2 separate regions of the Mus musculus genome follow, and region 1 is linked to region 2. The links are chromatin loops, found by intact Hi-C in ENCODE. Cell type or tissue: heart. All regions are shown on one strand.

The links. Hi-C counts contacts between places; a loop is a spot of excess contacts. Peaks named below come from ENCODE experiments on the same cell type or tissue, not always from the same donor. Only the 100,000 strongest peaks of a DNase experiment are listed, where the experiment ranks them.
Region 1: a loop joins it to region 2, with 8 times the contacts of the local background. A loop is called at or near these places in 28 of 42 quality-filtered maps.

What each region holds. Positions count from the first base shown.
Region 1 is chr2:180,468,951-180,476,950 of GRCm38, forward strand. It overlaps Slco4a1 (solute carrier organic anion transporter family, member 4a1), which reads left to right. Exons shown (of 12, transcript NM_001355218.1): 6 at 2,154-2,308; 7 at 3,104-3,299; 8 at 3,455-3,620; 9 at 3,711-3,883; 10 at 4,153-4,217; 11 at 4,564-4,712; 12 at 5,154-5,900. The coding sequence ends at 5,294. Among named protein-coding and RNA genes, the nearest start is that of Slco4a1, 17 kb to the left of the region's middle. In heart, CTCF peaks have their summits at 1,077 (motif pointing right), 3,952 (motif pointing right) and 4,298; a DNase peak (open chromatin) is centred at 981; H3K4me3 peaks cover 470 bases; H3K27me3 peaks cover 1,519 bases.
Region 2 is chr2:180,575,031-180,583,030 of GRCm38, forward strand. It overlaps Mrgbp (MRG/MORF4L binding protein), which reads left to right and starts at 6,192. Exons shown (of 6, transcript NM_028479.2): 1 at 6,192-6,507; 2 at 7,581-7,925. The coding sequence starts at 7,778. It overlaps Gm30144 (a long non-coding RNA gene), which reads right to left and starts at 6,838. Exons shown (of 5, transcript XR_001783605.2): 1 at 5,806-6,838; 2 at 4,246-4,333; 3 at 3,051-3,826. In heart, CTCF peaks have their summits at 3,881 (motif pointing left), 4,084 and 7,606 (motif pointing right); DNase peaks (open chromatin) are centred at 6,166 and 7,711; H3K4me3 peaks cover 627 bases; H3K27ac peaks cover 368 bases; H3K27me3 peaks cover 1,527 bases.

The DNA.
Region 1 (8,000 bases), 110 kb before region 2:
AGCCCACAAATGCGTTCCTTCCTTAAGATCATGAAGGTCATGACAGTTCTCAGTGCAAACTCAAGAATCTCAGCCTTCACTGGGGTTAGGTAATATGTGGAACGTGTCCACACGGCGAAGCTACCCTTGTCCTCAACCACCACAGCCTGAAGCTAAGCAAGCCTAGGCAATCCCTTGGGAGTGAACCAGCCTGTACCTGGTTATCCCATGCCAGACATAGGCACAGAACCAGCAGGGGAGGCGCTCTGACAGGCCAGCATCCTGAGCCTGGAGGTCCCTGTTGGGGGTCACGGTTCCTTCACACCCACTTTCCCCAGTCAGAACACAATTGACTGGAAAGACTTTTCAACCCTCAGGTCAAGAAGTAAAATTTAAAAGAATTGAGTGTACCCTACCTCAGAAGGGATCCTGTGTGTCTCTCACTAGGACTGGTCTGACCGCTCAGTGACCCTGGTTCATTGTCTAGGAAGCGGTAGGTTCTTGCCAGTCTGCACGCTGTCATGGACCCTGCTGATGGTGGGGCTCTGACTAATCCTGGCTTCTCTTCAGAGCATGGTATATTTTGGCCCATATCCTCCCTATGCAGAGCTGGAGTGTGGAGCTGTGTGCTGCTGCCTCCACTGGTACTCAGAACTATCGTGCCCTAGATCTTAGATTTGGTGAAGAGAATGAGTCTTATGGGGGTAAGGATGTGGAGTGGCCACTCACAGGAGGCAGGAGCAGGCACCATAAGCCTTGACACACCCACCCCTAAGACCCAATCCTCCTCCCAGGCTTCTGGAAATGCTTTAGTGTGCAGAAGCCAGCATAGTTACTGCACCATGAGCTGACTTCAAGGGATGAATGCCCTGGCCCCGTGTGACCTGCGACTTGGGATAGATGACCGTAGGGGACAATGATCCGCTGTGACCTCCAGGCTTAAGGTGGCAGCTGTCCAAGAAGGACTAAGTTCAGGCTCTGCTCCCAAGAGCTCTAATAGCTCATGATCAGCCTCACAGTTGGCACACAGTCCTCACTCACCCCAGGAAACCTGGAGCCCGACTCCCAGCCAGCAGGGAAGCTGCAGCCTGACTCCAGGCCAGCAGGAGGCAGAGCCTTCAGAATCGCCCGCCTGTCAGATGGGTGTGCTGTCACACCCTGGTCACTCTGCCTTGCGGAAGGCACTTCAGTCACCACCTCACCGTGTGGCTGATGTCTTTGACATTCCAGACAGAGTGGCAAATGGAGGGAAAGAGCCCTGCGTGGGAACCCAGCTCTGACAGTGCTGGGACCTTGGATTCTTAGGACTCCAGGCCAGAGTCACTGTGGGATTAACAGACTGTATCTGACCACCAAGCCTATTACCACTCCTACAGCCACCATCCCCTAAGTACAAGCCAAGAGAAAGGGAGCAAGCCAGACCGACTCAGGACTCCTTGAAGGTGGCCCCTGTTTCCAAACCCAGAAGATGCCTGCCTCTTCTCTCTATAGCTTGTGCTTGGCAACCTGTACCTCTCTTGGTGACTCCTACCCAGTCTAGGTCCCTATACCTTGGTGACCTCTTACCCCTTGGTGACCCCTGCCCCTTGGTGGCCCATCTTTTGGTGAGCCCCATCCCATTAGAGACCTCAGCCCCTTGGTGAGTCCTACCTCCTAGAGACCCCATTCTTTTGATGGCCTAGCTCCTGGGTGAGTATGAGTCTTATGGGGGCCTACCCCCCCAGTCCCTTAGTAGCACCCTTCCTAGCCCTGTCCAGCCCTGAACTTGGTGGTCACCATCTCTCTACCCCTTACTCAGACACTTCTGCTATTTTGTCCCGTCCCAGTGCCTACCAGATGCAATTACTATCTTCATCCATTCATGGTCTATCCATGTCCGCACACTGAAACTGGAAATCGGCCACAGCAGTGACATAGTCTGTGTAATTGGTTTTAATAGCTTTGTGGACAGGGTACCAAAGGTTTACAGTGGGGCCATTAATTCACTACCTGCCAAGCCCAGCTTCTCACCCACTCTGGGTGTCTCTGGGCTAGATGGGGGTACCACTTCACTGCCCTCTCAAACCCAGTGCCTTTCCTGTGTGGGTGGCCTCAGGAACGGCAGGTTCCTTGCATGCAGTCTGGCGCATGCTGACCCTTCTCCCTTTTTCTGGTCTCTCTTCCCTTTACCCCAGCTCCATCTGGCTCCTTCTAAGAAACCCCACGTTCATCCTGCTCTGCCTGGCAGGGGCCACTGAAGCCACACTCATTGCCGGCATGTCCACATTCGGTCCCAAGTTCTTCGAGGCCCAGTTCAGCTTGAGTGCCTCCGAGGCTGCCACCCTGTTCGGTAAGGAGACCCTGAGCATTGGAGCGCTCTTCAGGGACAGGTGGAGCTCCTGCAAGTACTAACCTCAGCCTTCAAACTCCAAGTGGACAGTGCTCCAAGACGGAAGGGAAGGCCAACTCCTGCATGCAAGCCACTTTACCTACCACTCCTTACAGAAAGGGTTTGGGCCAGGCTGTCCCCATGGGCCATGCAGTTGGTGCCCCAGAGTCTTAGGGATCTAAGTTTGAGTCACCGTACCTGCCTGACAGAGCTCTGTGCCAGGCTGGCTTGCAGGGACCATCTAGAGTCCTTACTCTACAGATCATGGCTTCCCTAAGCTGAGGGCAGGGTACATCCTTGATGAGAGAGGTACACCTCTGCCTGGAGATGCCCCCATGCCCTCAGTGGTCAGTGCTGAGATCAGCCTAGGGCACTGACCAGTATGGATAGAAGCCATCAGATGCAGCCCACCTTGCAGGTCTTGTCTGGGTAGTGAGAGGGTATCATATTGGTGACTCCACTCTCTCCAGACACATCCTTATCTGGCCCAGATGCCCACACCTGATAGCTCCCTTCCATTCTTTGCACTTTCCTATGCTGACACCCTCACCCCATGTACACCCACCCTATGCCTTTTTCACTGGGCTCTGGGCTTCCAGGTCCACTGCACAGAGAGAACCCACCCTACTCCTACAGCTATCCCTGAGCAGAGATGGGCAGGGATGATTCTTTCCATTCCTCAGTGTCCGCACTAATGCAGCAGAAATGACAGGATCAGGGGGTTTTTGGCCCTCACTAAGTGAGTTTCTTCTTCAGGATACCTGGTGGTGCCAGCAGGCGGTGGTGGTACACTCCTAGGTGGCTTCCTGGTAAACAAGTTCAAGCTCCGTGGCTCTGGGATCATCAGGTTCTGTCTATTCTGCACCTTGACCAGCCTACTAGCCTTCTTTGTCTTCCTCATGCACTGCCCCAATGTGCACATGGCAGGTGTGACCACCGGCTACGTTGGGAGGTGAGCCTAGTAGAGACCCTACACGTGGGGGCCCTGCGTTCCTGAGGAGGGCTGGCACCGTTGGGGAGGGGGTGAAGGTCACTGTAACATGTGTAGGGAAGTCTACCAGGAAGCCTGAACACCTGCTAACATACCGCCTGATGCCGGTTCTGTAGCCTCCTGCCTAAAGGACAGCTGGACCTAAAGGCAGCTTGCAACGCCATCTACTGTTGCCAGCCGAAGCACTACAGCCCCCTGTGTGGCTCAGATGGCACCATGTACTACTCTCCCTGCTACGCAGGCTGCCCTGCTGATGCCGAGACAGACCTGGGTGGCCAGAAGGTGAGTGTGGCCACGCCCACATCCCCCTCTCTGGCCGGGACCCGGAAACTTCTGCCTTTGTGTGATCAGCACTGTTGTTGGGCTCCCCAGGTATACCGAGGCTGTAGCTGTATCCTTGAGAAGGCTTCCTCTGGCTGGGGCAATGCTACCGCAGGGAAGTGCGCTTCCACCTGTCAGAGCAAGCCCTTCCTTCTGGTTCTCGTGTTCGTTGTAATTATCTTTACATTCCTCAGCAGCATTCCAGCGCTAACTGCTACTCTACGGTAAGAAGCTCTCTCACCGCATTTTCTTTTGCAGTACCAGCAGGTGGCGCTCTACAGATGCTGCTGGGCCCTCGGGTAGCTGCAGGCCCTGGAAATGGGCCTCATTCTAGTGGCATCGGAGTTGACTGTCTCTGGTCCCCAAAGAGGTGCTTGGCACCTAGGGAGGTGGTGATGTGGCCTTGAACTTGCCCAGGACTCTTGCTGGTGTATGGGGTATGAGGTGCACAGCCAAGCTTCCATGGGCTCTGATAGCGCAATTTTTATTGCAGGTGTGTCAGTGATCGGCAAAGATCCTTTGCCCTGGGGATCCAGTGGATCGTCGTAAGAACACTAGGTACTGCGTGGGGGTGAGGAAGCCGTGTACACTTGTGCAGTGCTTCAGGCATAAGGAACCAAGCATGAGGCTATGGGCCACACTGAGAAGGGCTTTTTCCCTAACTGCCCACTAGAGGGACACATTGTCCTTCTATATACCCTGTAGGTTTCTTAGCCTCAACATAAAAAGGCCCTCCTGAGAAACCATGGTGCGCCTACCCAATGCCAGTTCTGCAAAAAGGGAGTTAAGTCTCCCCTTTGCCCCTGGAACCACAAATGGACAAAGTGGCCTTGCAAGGGTCTTCCCCGATGACCTATCCTTTCTTCACCCACTAGGATATTAAGTGAACTCTCTCCTTTGGCAGGCAGTATTCCGGGGCCCATTGCCTTTGGCTGGGTGATTGACAAGGCCTGCCTGCTGTGGCAAGACCAGTGTGGTCATCAGGGCTCCTGCTTCGTGTATGAGAATGAAGCCATGAGCCGGTACATGCTCATCGCAGGGCTCACTTTCAAGGTGAGATGGCTCCTCTGGCGTCTGCCTCCACCTCTGCCCTCCCCCCCCCCCCCGCCTCCCCACCATGCTCCTACCTTGCCTTATATAAAGGCTCGGCCACGGGGTTAGGGCCACCCTGAATCCAGGAGACTTCATCTTGAGGTCCTTCCTCAGCCCTACAGAGACTGTGTTGTTAGCGGTTTCTAAGGACAAGGGTGGTACATGCCTTTTAGGGGACCCTGTCTAGTCCGTACCAGGTCTTTCCACCTTCCCTTGGCTCCTACTTTTAACCAAAGGTGGTTCTCATTCTTTAAGTGAAGCACTGGTGTCTCATGCGGGGCTGATCATACAGAAAGGCGTGTCTTTGTTCCAGAAAGAGTAAGGCAGAGTATTACACCGGCACTCACAGCTGGGCAGAATCCCCAGGCTGGCCAGGACCAACGTCTCCTCCTGTCTCCCCAGGTGTTGGGCTTCCTCTTCTTCGTCGCCGCCTACTTTCTCTACAAGTCCCCTTCCGTGTCCTCAGATGGTCTAGAGGCCTCCCTGCCCAGCCAGTCCTCGGCCTCTGACAGTCCCACAGAACAGCTCCAGAGCAACGTGTGACAGCGCTGGCCTCTCCACATTTCCTGAGGACTCTTCCTGGAAACCCTGACCCACCCCCACAGGGCGGTAACACTGAGGACCTTGCAAAACCTCACACTGTGTTCTGGGGTCTCGCACTGCCCCACACTGTGACTGAGCAGCCTCTGAGGCGTTAAGGAGGAAGTCACGTGTGTCATAGGGGTCACATATGAACCAGACACATTCCCCAAGCCCTGGAGTCTGAAAGGGGGTCACTACATTTCATAGACCATCACCTGATCCTGATTTCCTGTGTCTACTGAGAAGCCCCATGCAGGGCAGCAGTGCCCTGGGAATGATCCTGTGGAGCCAGCTATTGGGTAATTTGCTTGAATCTGCTTACTGCCTGTCCTGGAAGCCCGGTGGCCTCCATGCGGGGCAGCAGCGACTTGAATCGTTATGTCCAGACGTATATTTTGCACTGAATGGTGTTTATGGAATCAGTTTTGTACTTGATCATGTGACTCATGTCCAAGCAAACTGCACTGAGGATTTGATCCCATCTGAGGTGCCACGCAGCTTGTGTGGACAGTGTGTTTCTATGTTTTTGGTTAGAGTGTGTACATAATATATTTTAATATTTAAACCAATGATCCTTGTGTGATGTTTTATGTCTAAGCGTCTGATTTGGCAGGTCTGTCTGCCCACATTTGGTATAGGTTTCCATAGCAATAGGGTGTCTCAGGTATTGGCTGGAGTCACAACACTCCTGGGGCTTGGGGTGGGCATCCCCACTGCCTTTGTGACCAGAAGCAAGACAATAATAGTACAGGCTCCCACTCACTGGCCCCAAGTAGACAGGCCTTAACCAGACCTCTAAACCTCCCCTACTTTCTGAATGACTCAGACCCTATCAGCAAACCTTGAGGCTGGGTAGCCAGACACTTCTTTCAGTAAGGTATGAGCTGTGTATGTGACCATATGTATACTGTGCAGATGCAAGTGTATTCGGCGTGAGGGTGTAAGTATAAAATTGAGAGACTTGCACACACTCAAGCACACAGGCACATAGAGATGGCCTCCTCTGCCGGCAACCCAACTCCAGAGAAATGAAGGATGCAGGGCCTCTCTCTGTCCCACCTCATAGCCAAGTCCCTCACCTCTACTGAGAAAATGCCGGGCTGGAGAGATGGCTCAGTGGTTAAGAGCACCGACTGCTCTTCTGAAGGTCCTGAGTTCAAATCCCAGCAACCACATGGTGGCTCACAACCACCCATAATGAGATCTGACGCCCTCTCCTGGTGCATCTGAAGACAGCTACAGTGTACTCACATATAATAAAATAAAATAAATCTAAAAAAAAAAAAAAGAAAGAAAGAAAGAAAGAAAGAAAGAAAGAAAGAAAGAAAGAAAGAAAGAAAGAAAGAAAGAAAGAAAGAAAGAAAGAAAGAAAATGCCAATGTGTTGTTTGGGATCTCACAAGCCTGTGTGTTGAGGGGGTTAATAGGAGATGTGTGTATAAATTCATGCATATAGAGGTCAGAGGACAGCCTCCATATCATTCCCCAAGCCCCATCCACCTTGTTTTTTGAGACAAGGTCTCTCACTGGTCAAAGTAGACTAGGCTGTCTGCCCTAGGGGTCTACCTCGCTTCTTTCCCTAGCACAAGGATTGTGAGTGTGTGCTGTCACGGCTGGCTTTTCACACCAGTGCTGGCTGGGGATTGACCTCATGTCTTCATATCTTCACTGCAGGCACCTTCTCTACTAAGCTGTCCCCACTAGCCCATGAGCATCACCCTCCGCTGTGACCAGGACCATCGTACCTCTTATCACAAGTAGACAATGCAGGTCACAGCACCTAAGGGCCAGAGCTCAGGCTGTCTCAGAGTTCCTGTCTGGAGAAGTAATGGGCCCTTCAGGAGAACACAAGGTGTCTTAGGGGATTATGGCTGTGAACAGATCCCATGACCAAGGCAAGTCTTATAAAGAACAACATTTAATTGGGGCTGGCTGACAGGTTCAGAGGTTCAGTCCATTATCATCAAGGCAGGAGCATGGCAGCTTCCAGGCAGGCATGGTGCAGGAGGAACTGAGAGGTCTACATCTTCATCTGAAGGCTGCTAGCAGAATACTAACTTCTAGACAGCTAGGATGAGGTTCTTACAGCCCACACTCACAGTGTCACACATACTCCAACAAGACCATACCTTCTAATAGTGCCACTCCCTGGGCTGAGCATATACAAACCATCACACAAGGCAACGCCCTATTACAGAGAGCAACACAGACACTCCGACACTCCACTGCAGAGTGAAATGCAGAACACATGTCCCCTCTCTCAGAAAGGCTGGCTGTTGCTCATATAGGCTGTGTCCAGCGGTTTGCCTGGTACTCATGCTGGGGTCTGAACACTGCTCCTGACCACATTTCACACCTGACATCCTCGTGTGCCCCACAGAGTGGCTGACAGAGTCCACGGCAGCCTTTTCTGACTATACCTGGACACCTCATTCTGTTTTCTGGACACCTTGATATCGTCTTCACCTTTTTAGCTGAGACACTGATACTCAGTTGACCCCACCTAGAGAAGCAACATTAGAGAAACTCCATCAGATGGCTGGCTGGCCCTTCCATGACACACAAGCTAAGATGCTCACTCCTTTTTGAAGATTTCACAGTTTAAGTGGGTGTCTTAGTTAGGGCTTTACTGCTGTAAATAGATACATGACCAAGGCAACTCTTATAA
Region 2 (8,000 bases):
CGGTCTATTATTAAACAGCAACCCTGTTTAATAATATCTCCTAAGACCAAGCCTTATCCCCCACAGACACTCTTCCCTCTCCACTGTCTCAAGAGGAACCAAGAAGAAGGAACAACCGCTGGGGCTAGCCCTGGCAATAAAGCATCAAGGAGACCCTTCACTACTTATGGGTCAAGGTCCTAGACAATAGGACCACCTTATTCTGTATGAAAGAATCCTCCAGATCCTTGGATTGAATATGGAGGTTTCTTATACTCTGCCAGAATTGCCAACTGTCTCCAGCCAGGTTCCTCAGAGGAGACCAGAATGGAGGAAGGAGAGCCCACACTTGCTTTCTGTTAGAAAATGCATTTCAATCATACTCGAAAGATCTGCCTGGAAGTTTTACCCACCAAGGCTACCCTGAAATTTGTAATGTTTTCCTACCTTGATTTATGCATGAAGTTACCCGTTTGCTGCAGAGCTGACATGGGGCCCGTATCCCCATGTTACCAACTTACTTTTGATTTTGGGATTCCATTAGTTCTGAAGTGGGAGAGTGTTTCCACACCCAACACTGTTGCAATGAGGCAGTGGGATGCACCTCTCAGGATGAAAACCCTCAGCCACATGTTTGACACATTGAGTGTCAAACAATTTAGGAATAGGTCTGAAGTCTCAAGAAAACAACCATACAATCCTAAGTATTTCAGCAGAGCAAAGTGTTTTGCTTCTGCAGGAGGATGCATACCATGCTAAACCAACACGCAAGCACACCCTGTGGGTTCCAAGGTTTCTGTTTGTTTGTTTGTTTGATCCATAATACAAGGCATCCTATGCCTCACTCTGAATATTGAGAACTCAGCATCATATTCTTATTTGATTGGCTGATTGAAAACATTGTGGTTGCTAGGGAGAAATGAAATGAGCATATATTTTTATTTTGGGAAAATGCTTTACTTGGGAGGCATTCTTAACAAGTGGTGTGCTTGCAACTGTTGTTGAGGTGCGGAGTTAATTTACCAAAGCAGACCCGGCCTCCAAGTTCTTCCAGCATCTCTCTCTCAGTCCCTTACTGTTACAGGGCATGACTGGCATATCACACACACACACACACACACACACACACACACACACACACACACACACTATGCACAAAGACTCTCACCAGGTACCTAGAACTCACAGACACTCTCCTGCCTCTGCCTCCCAACTCCTGGGATAATAGGCATGCTCCTCTATATCCACTCCTCAAGTAGCATTTTCTGAGAGACTACATTGCCCTTCTCTCCGTGAGACATCCAAGTCCAGAAATTCATCTGATACATGAACTCCAGGAGTCAGATTTTTTTTCTACTTTTGGCTCTTGTATTTTCCCTGTGTTTCATATGGCCTCTTTCAGGTGACCAGACCTAGAGCCGTATGCACAGAGCCCTTCTGACCCCTCTAAGAGTTCCATGTCCTAGCGTTCAAAGAACTGGGTGAGCTCTGTCAACTTCTGTCTTCACACACCTAAGGCCACTGGTTCAGCAGCAGCTGTCATGCTGACTTCAAGTTCTTTAGGGACCGGTGGCCACTTTGCTCTCACCAGAACACTCATAATGCTTTTCTCCTATCTGAAATGTCAGCCTTTGGCCACAGTGCCACGTGGGGAGGCTGGCTGACATTTCCTCTCTTCAGGTTTGTCCTCGCTTCAGTGCACTTTGTATCTATCAAGGTAGCCTTTGACCCTCAGTTTTCAGATTTGCATAGCGGTTACAAAGCTGCAGTGTCCTAGGACTGCTTTAAGGGCTCTACTGGAGCAGAAGAAACTTTGTTTTACACTGTTTCTTTTTGTAAAAAGAAAGTTCCCTCTGCAAAGAGAAAACTGTTCTCTGTGTTGGTTCTGGGGCAAAAAATAGAGCTAGTCTCTGGAAGCTGGATTAGCAGGGACTATGTCGTGTGTGTGTGTGTGTGTGTGTGTGTGTGTGTGTGTGTGTGTGTGTGTAAGAGAGAGAGAGAGAGAGAGAGAGAAAGAGAGAGAGAGAGAGAGACAGAGAGACAGAGAATGTGTCAAGGCCATAGGACAGCATGAGGTTTAATTCCATTCAACTTGTTCTTGAAACGGTCTCTCGCTGGCCTGGAGCTCCACCCTCTACCACTTAGCCAAGGCTCCACCAGGAATTTGCCAGTTTCAACCTCTTCAGCACTGAGACTGCAGATGCACACCACAATTTATTTTAAAGGTTTATTTACTTTTACGTGCATTGGTGTTTTGCCTGCATGTGTATCTGTGTGAGGGTGCCAGATCCTCGGGAACTGCAGTTACAGATGGATGTGAGCTGCCATGTGGGTGCTGGCAATTGAACCCAGGTCCTCTAGAAGAGCAGTCAGTGCTCTTAACTGCTGAGTCATCTCTCCAGCCCCACATTTTAAAATGTAGATTCTAGGAACTAAACTCAGGTCTTCATGCTTGCCAGGCAACCACTGTTCTGACTGAACTATCTCAGAATGACTCCTTATGTCTGTAAAAAGAATTGCTTCTACAAAGAGAACACTCATTGTTACCTCCATTGGTCCACAGAGAGAGCAGAGCTGATCTCTGAAAGCTGGATTAATGGGCACCATGTTAATCCTTTTAAAGGTACCTTCAGCTTTTCTTGGTCGCATTGGAACTCCTTGAGACTGAAATTTTTAGTAACACAGGCATAGCCCCTATGGAGGGAGCAATAGTCACATTACTGTCCTCGAGAGCTCTGAAGTCATGATTGCCCAGGGCCCCAGGGATCTGAGCTGAGAATAATGGCTCTCTCCATCGCACAACAGGAAAGCCTTAATGTTACAGAGGAGAAGGCAGCCCTGTGGGCAGAGATGTTGCTGACATTTGGCTGAGTCATGAGTAATGTTCAAAGCCAACATCAATAAACACTCTAAGATCAAGAAACAGAAACCCCTAGACGACAAAAGGAAGGGTCTGAGTTCATGAACAGCTAGCTACCTGCATACTGTCCAGGGTCAAATCCCAAGCTACTAGCTCCAAACCAGCCAGACAAATCTTTCTATGCAGGCTCCTTCCAGGGAAGACTACTTACCTCACTCCCCATTGCCTTTGCTGTTCTATACCTCTCCATTCATAGGAAACTAACAGGGCTTCCTGGGGACAGAAAAAGGGGGAGTCATACAGGCAGAAAATGTGGAGGACAATTCTGGGCTCACCACTTCCACAGCAGAGAGCAGCTGATCATATTGTGAAACCTGCCTCCCTCACTCGGGATAGCAGATACCCAACATTCTCAGGTACCTCTTTCCCCATCTTCCAGAGGCCAATAGGGACATTGCTTTTAAGGTTTCTTTGTTGCGTGACATAATTGACAGATGCCACCACTGGCTTGTGAGCAGAGACACTCTTCCTCATCCCTCAGCTGGGTGGGTCAGGACCTGGGAAAAGCTGCTTGGCTTTCTAAATCACCCCTCCCCAGCTGGACAAAGGTTCTGCCAGTCAGGTGTGGTTGGTAATAACAAATGGCTATGACAGAGCAGTTGTTGTCACACATGAAGACAGCAGATAGACAGGGAGCTCTTATATTTCCCAAAACTAAAAAACAAAGATGGTTAACTTCAGCTGAGCCCCAGCTCCACCCCACATGACCTTCAGAACAATACTGCTGTGGGGTAGGATGTCTCAGGGTGCTCCTGGAAGCTGATCCTCTAAAGTAAGCACACTGAGCCAAAGCCGGGAAAGAAACACTTGCCTTCTGGGTATCAAGGCAATCCTTCATAGGCCCCCTCTGAAGAGCTGGATCCTATTAAAACGCTAAAGTGGCTCAGGAGTGCACCTTTCCTTGGGTCTTGTTGGTGGCTTTCAGAGCTGGAATAGAGGTTTGCAAAGAGTTGGTGAGCACTGCCCCCTACAGGCAAGACTTGGCAGCCTGGCTGCCGCAGGTCCTCCCCTGAAGGCCTTTGTAGGTCCAGTGAAGCCCTTAACTTTGGAAGACAACAAGCAGCTTTAAGGAGGATGGAAATAATTACCTAGGTCCTTTAATCACACCAACTTACCATAAACAAGAAGATAGAGGGGGTGGAGCTAAGCTATGTTATTCAGGACACAGGTGTCCTACTTAGCTGCAATCCCAGTAGGAAAAGACTGGGCCTGAGCTGGAAACTCAAGGGTCCTATCTGATGGCTGCTTAGTTCTAGGCTCCCTACTTCCAATGCTCCACAGCCCATAGGAGAGGACAGCGTAGCTGTTCTTAGTGTTCAGATGGTGTCCAGAGGATGACCCATTACCATCAGGTGAACACAGCAGAACAGGATCCACAGCAGGCTGACTCCAAAGTAGAGCTTGTCCTCTAGAGTCCTGGGTCTCCTGTATGTGCTAAGGGAACAAAATGGGGCCAGTCATGCTGTGGGAAATTTTACCACTTCAGTGATGCAGTCTGCAAAGAGACAATGTGACCAAAGGCAGATGGATGGCATCTGACCAGAGCCTTTACAAATGCTCCTCCCATTGAATCCAGTTCTTGTGACCAAGAGAGAAATGTTCCTTTGGGAATGGAGATAGGCTCCTTCTAGTTAACAGTGACCACCTCCTTCCAGAGACAACATCAGATCCTCAGACAAGCAATGCCATTTAGGAGGCTGGAGATGCACCTCAGTTGGTAGGGTTCTTCCCTGGCATGTATGAAGCCCTGGGTTCAATCCCCAGGATATATACCAGCAGATATCTGCTACCCTAGCACTTAGGAGGTAGAGGAATGGGGACTGAAGTTCAAGGTAATCTTTGGCCACAGAATGAGTTTGAGGCCAACCTGGGATACATAAGACCTTGAATAAGAAATAACAGTTGGTTGAGACCTAGACATGGTCTGGGGAATAGTTCACACTGGTCAAAGTAAACTAGACTGGTGTATAAACTATTAGGCTTGTATATTCATTAAATGAAGGAGAGCATTTCTATGGCCTTTATTTCTCACCTGAGCCCAGTCTGAACCCTTCACACTAGGATCAAGAATCCCAGCACTTGTATCTATCTTGTATAAAAGACTTAAGCAGCAGGAGTCGCAACAAATGAGAAAGGACTTGACCAGTTGGCTAGTAGATATATATCATTGTCTACTTTGTATCTGGGAAGTAAGGAGTCTTGCTACAAAGCTGATTATATCCTGGCCACCTGGAACCACCTGAAGACCTCACGGAGAAGACAAATCTGGGCAAACTTCACCAGCCATTTCTACAGAAAGTTGGTGGTGTGCCACACAGACACCTGCTCCAGACCAAAGAAATCCTTCTATCAGGTTTGAAGGAACCTCTCAGCTCCCAACAGGTGTGAATTCACTTTGAAGCTACGGGATCACACACATGATCATGGGCTAATGGTTTCTCTACAGCTCCTTGTTAGAGAGTGATAATCACAGGAGCGCTACAAAACGAACAAGCACAGCTTCCTCTTAATTCATGCTTTTGGACTAGAGAGCCTACATGTTCATGAAAATAAGAAGTTAGCGTGGGATAGTAGGCGGGGTCTTAGCTGCTGACCTTGATGCTCAGCTACTTCCTACTACCTAACAGAGAGTTCTGCAGAGACCTGCTGTGGCTTCGTGGAGAGAAAGAATGAAGTCATCCTTCTCTCCTAAACCATCCAACCTGTCTATAGGCATCAAGTCTATATTGCCAGTCACGCGTTCTGAAGTAACAGACGGATGTTTGCAAATGTCATGGCTGGTAGGATGTGGTCTGAGTACAGAGATCGCACAAACCAGAGAGGACCAGCTAGGATAGATGAGGTTGAGGGTTACATAGGGAAGCTCCCTGAAGAAGGACGCACTCCAAATTGAAGGAGTATCCTACCTGGTAGGGGTGAGACTAAGGTGGACCGGAACCAGAAGCAGTCAGCAGCAGAGTCTACCATGCCTTAGATATTCAGAGAATAACCAGGATATTATCAATCAGCTCCTGGGCACTTAATATGTGGCAGCTCTTAGGTTGGGAACTTGCTTTATGACATGTCCCAGATGGTAGATTATGCTTCACCCAGCCGTACAGTAACTAAGCCAAGTTCTGCATGCCAACCAAGCAGAGGCAAGGGCACCGCCCCTGTGAGATCATAACTCCCAGCTGCATCATATCCACATGATAGCAGTGACCCCACACCCCCTTATGAAGCTTTATTGGGCCACACCTCCCCTGTGGCATTGTGGGAACTTTTCCACCAGCTACGCTTTCACAGTGGGAAAGCTGAAGCCTGGCCACAGACTGCTGTCTGGCTCTGAGCTCTGAGCTGTCCCAGACAATGAGACAGGTCAGAGCCAGCACCCTCCATGGTTCCCTGCTGTGAGCATTGTCTGGTTACAGGCCTGAATGAGGGGCAAGTGGAGTGTCAGGACTGGATTCAAGGCTTGTGGCAGCCAGCAAGTGATCCTTATCAAGACCCAAGAGTTCAGAGCTACAGTGGCCCCATAGCACAAAGGAGAACAAAGGTTCTCAACATCTTAGTCTGAGAGGCATCAGTCAGAAAAGGGATTCTGATGCCTGGCAATGGCTGAGGAATGGGTAAGTAATGAAACCTGGATGGGTGGCAGGGTAGGACCCATGGCACAGCTGACTGGGGTGACTCAGGCCCAGAAGCAACCATGTTCTTAAGGCTGCTGTGCCCAGCCCTTGGCCCTATCCAATCCCATGTAGAGCTACTAACACCTGCCTGAAATTCTGACAGTCTGAGTTAATCATCCAACCACTTCTGGAGTGGATCCACTGTAGGGACAGAATGGAGGTACAGGTAGGTAGCAAGGCCGACAGGACCTGGATTTCTGTCTTCTGATGCCAAGGAAGCACTTAATTCTGGGACTGTCGTGCACTCAGGTCAGGGCTACTGAAAGATATACAGAGCTTCACTCCTACAAAATGTGATTGTTGGGCTTTAAATTTTTAAATTATTTATGGTGTGTGTGTGCAAGTGTGCATATACCATGGAATACATATAGAGGTTAGAATACAACTTTTTTTTTTTTTTTTACTTATTTTATTTATATGACTATGCTGTAGCTATCTTCAGACACACCAGAAGAGGGCATCAGAACCCATTACAGATGATTGTGAGCCACCATGTGGTTGCTGGGAATTGAACTCAGGACTTCTGGTAGAGCAGTCAGTGCTCTTAACCGCTGAGCCATGTCTCCAGCTCTAGAGTACAACTCCTAAGAATTGCTCCTCTCCTGCCAGCTCTAGGATCCAGGGGTGGAGTTCCAGTTATGGGCTGTGCACAAGGATCTCTATTAGATGGGCCATCTCACTAGCCCATGGGATGTTGTTGTTGTTATTGTTGTTGCTGCTGTTGTTGTTTAAACTATTTTTCTTAAACAGTTTTAGTGAGATGTAATTTACATATTGTACAATTTATCTCTGGCAAGGAGAGACACACCTTCACTTCTAGCTGAGTTCTTTTCCAAATTACCTAACCAGGTGAAGCCCAGATTTTTGGGCCGTGTGTGTCATGCTATGCAGACTTGGCTGACTCAGAACTCCTGCCTCTCTCTCCCGAGAGCTAGAATTACAGGAGTGTGTCACCACGCCCATCTGGTGCATTTTTAAAGCATAAGGTTTGTTCCCTCGCCTTCTCCGGACAGAGCCGTAGGCAGTAAAAGGTTCAACCACCAGGAGTCGCTGCTGCACCGGAAGCCAGTCTTCGCTGCGCCTGCGCGGACGCGGGCACGCGGCGTTCTCCAGCCCGGCGAGTGCGCGCCCTCCACACCAAGTGCGCCTGCGCGGAGCCTGTAGTATTTTCCCCCTTCTCGCGCCGGGCGCTCGTCAATCGCCGGCGGCCATGGGGGAGGCCGAGGTGGGCGGCACGGGCGCCCCAGGCGACAAGGGCCCAGGCGAGGCAGCCCCGAGCCCTGCTGAGGAGACGGTGGTGTGGAGCCCTGAGGTGGAAGTGTGCCTCTTCCACGCCATGCTGGGCCACAAGCCTGTCGGTGAGCGCCGCGCCGCGCACCGGCGTGGGGGTGGGGCGGGATAAACCGTCGGGCGGGCTGGCGGAGCCTGCGACC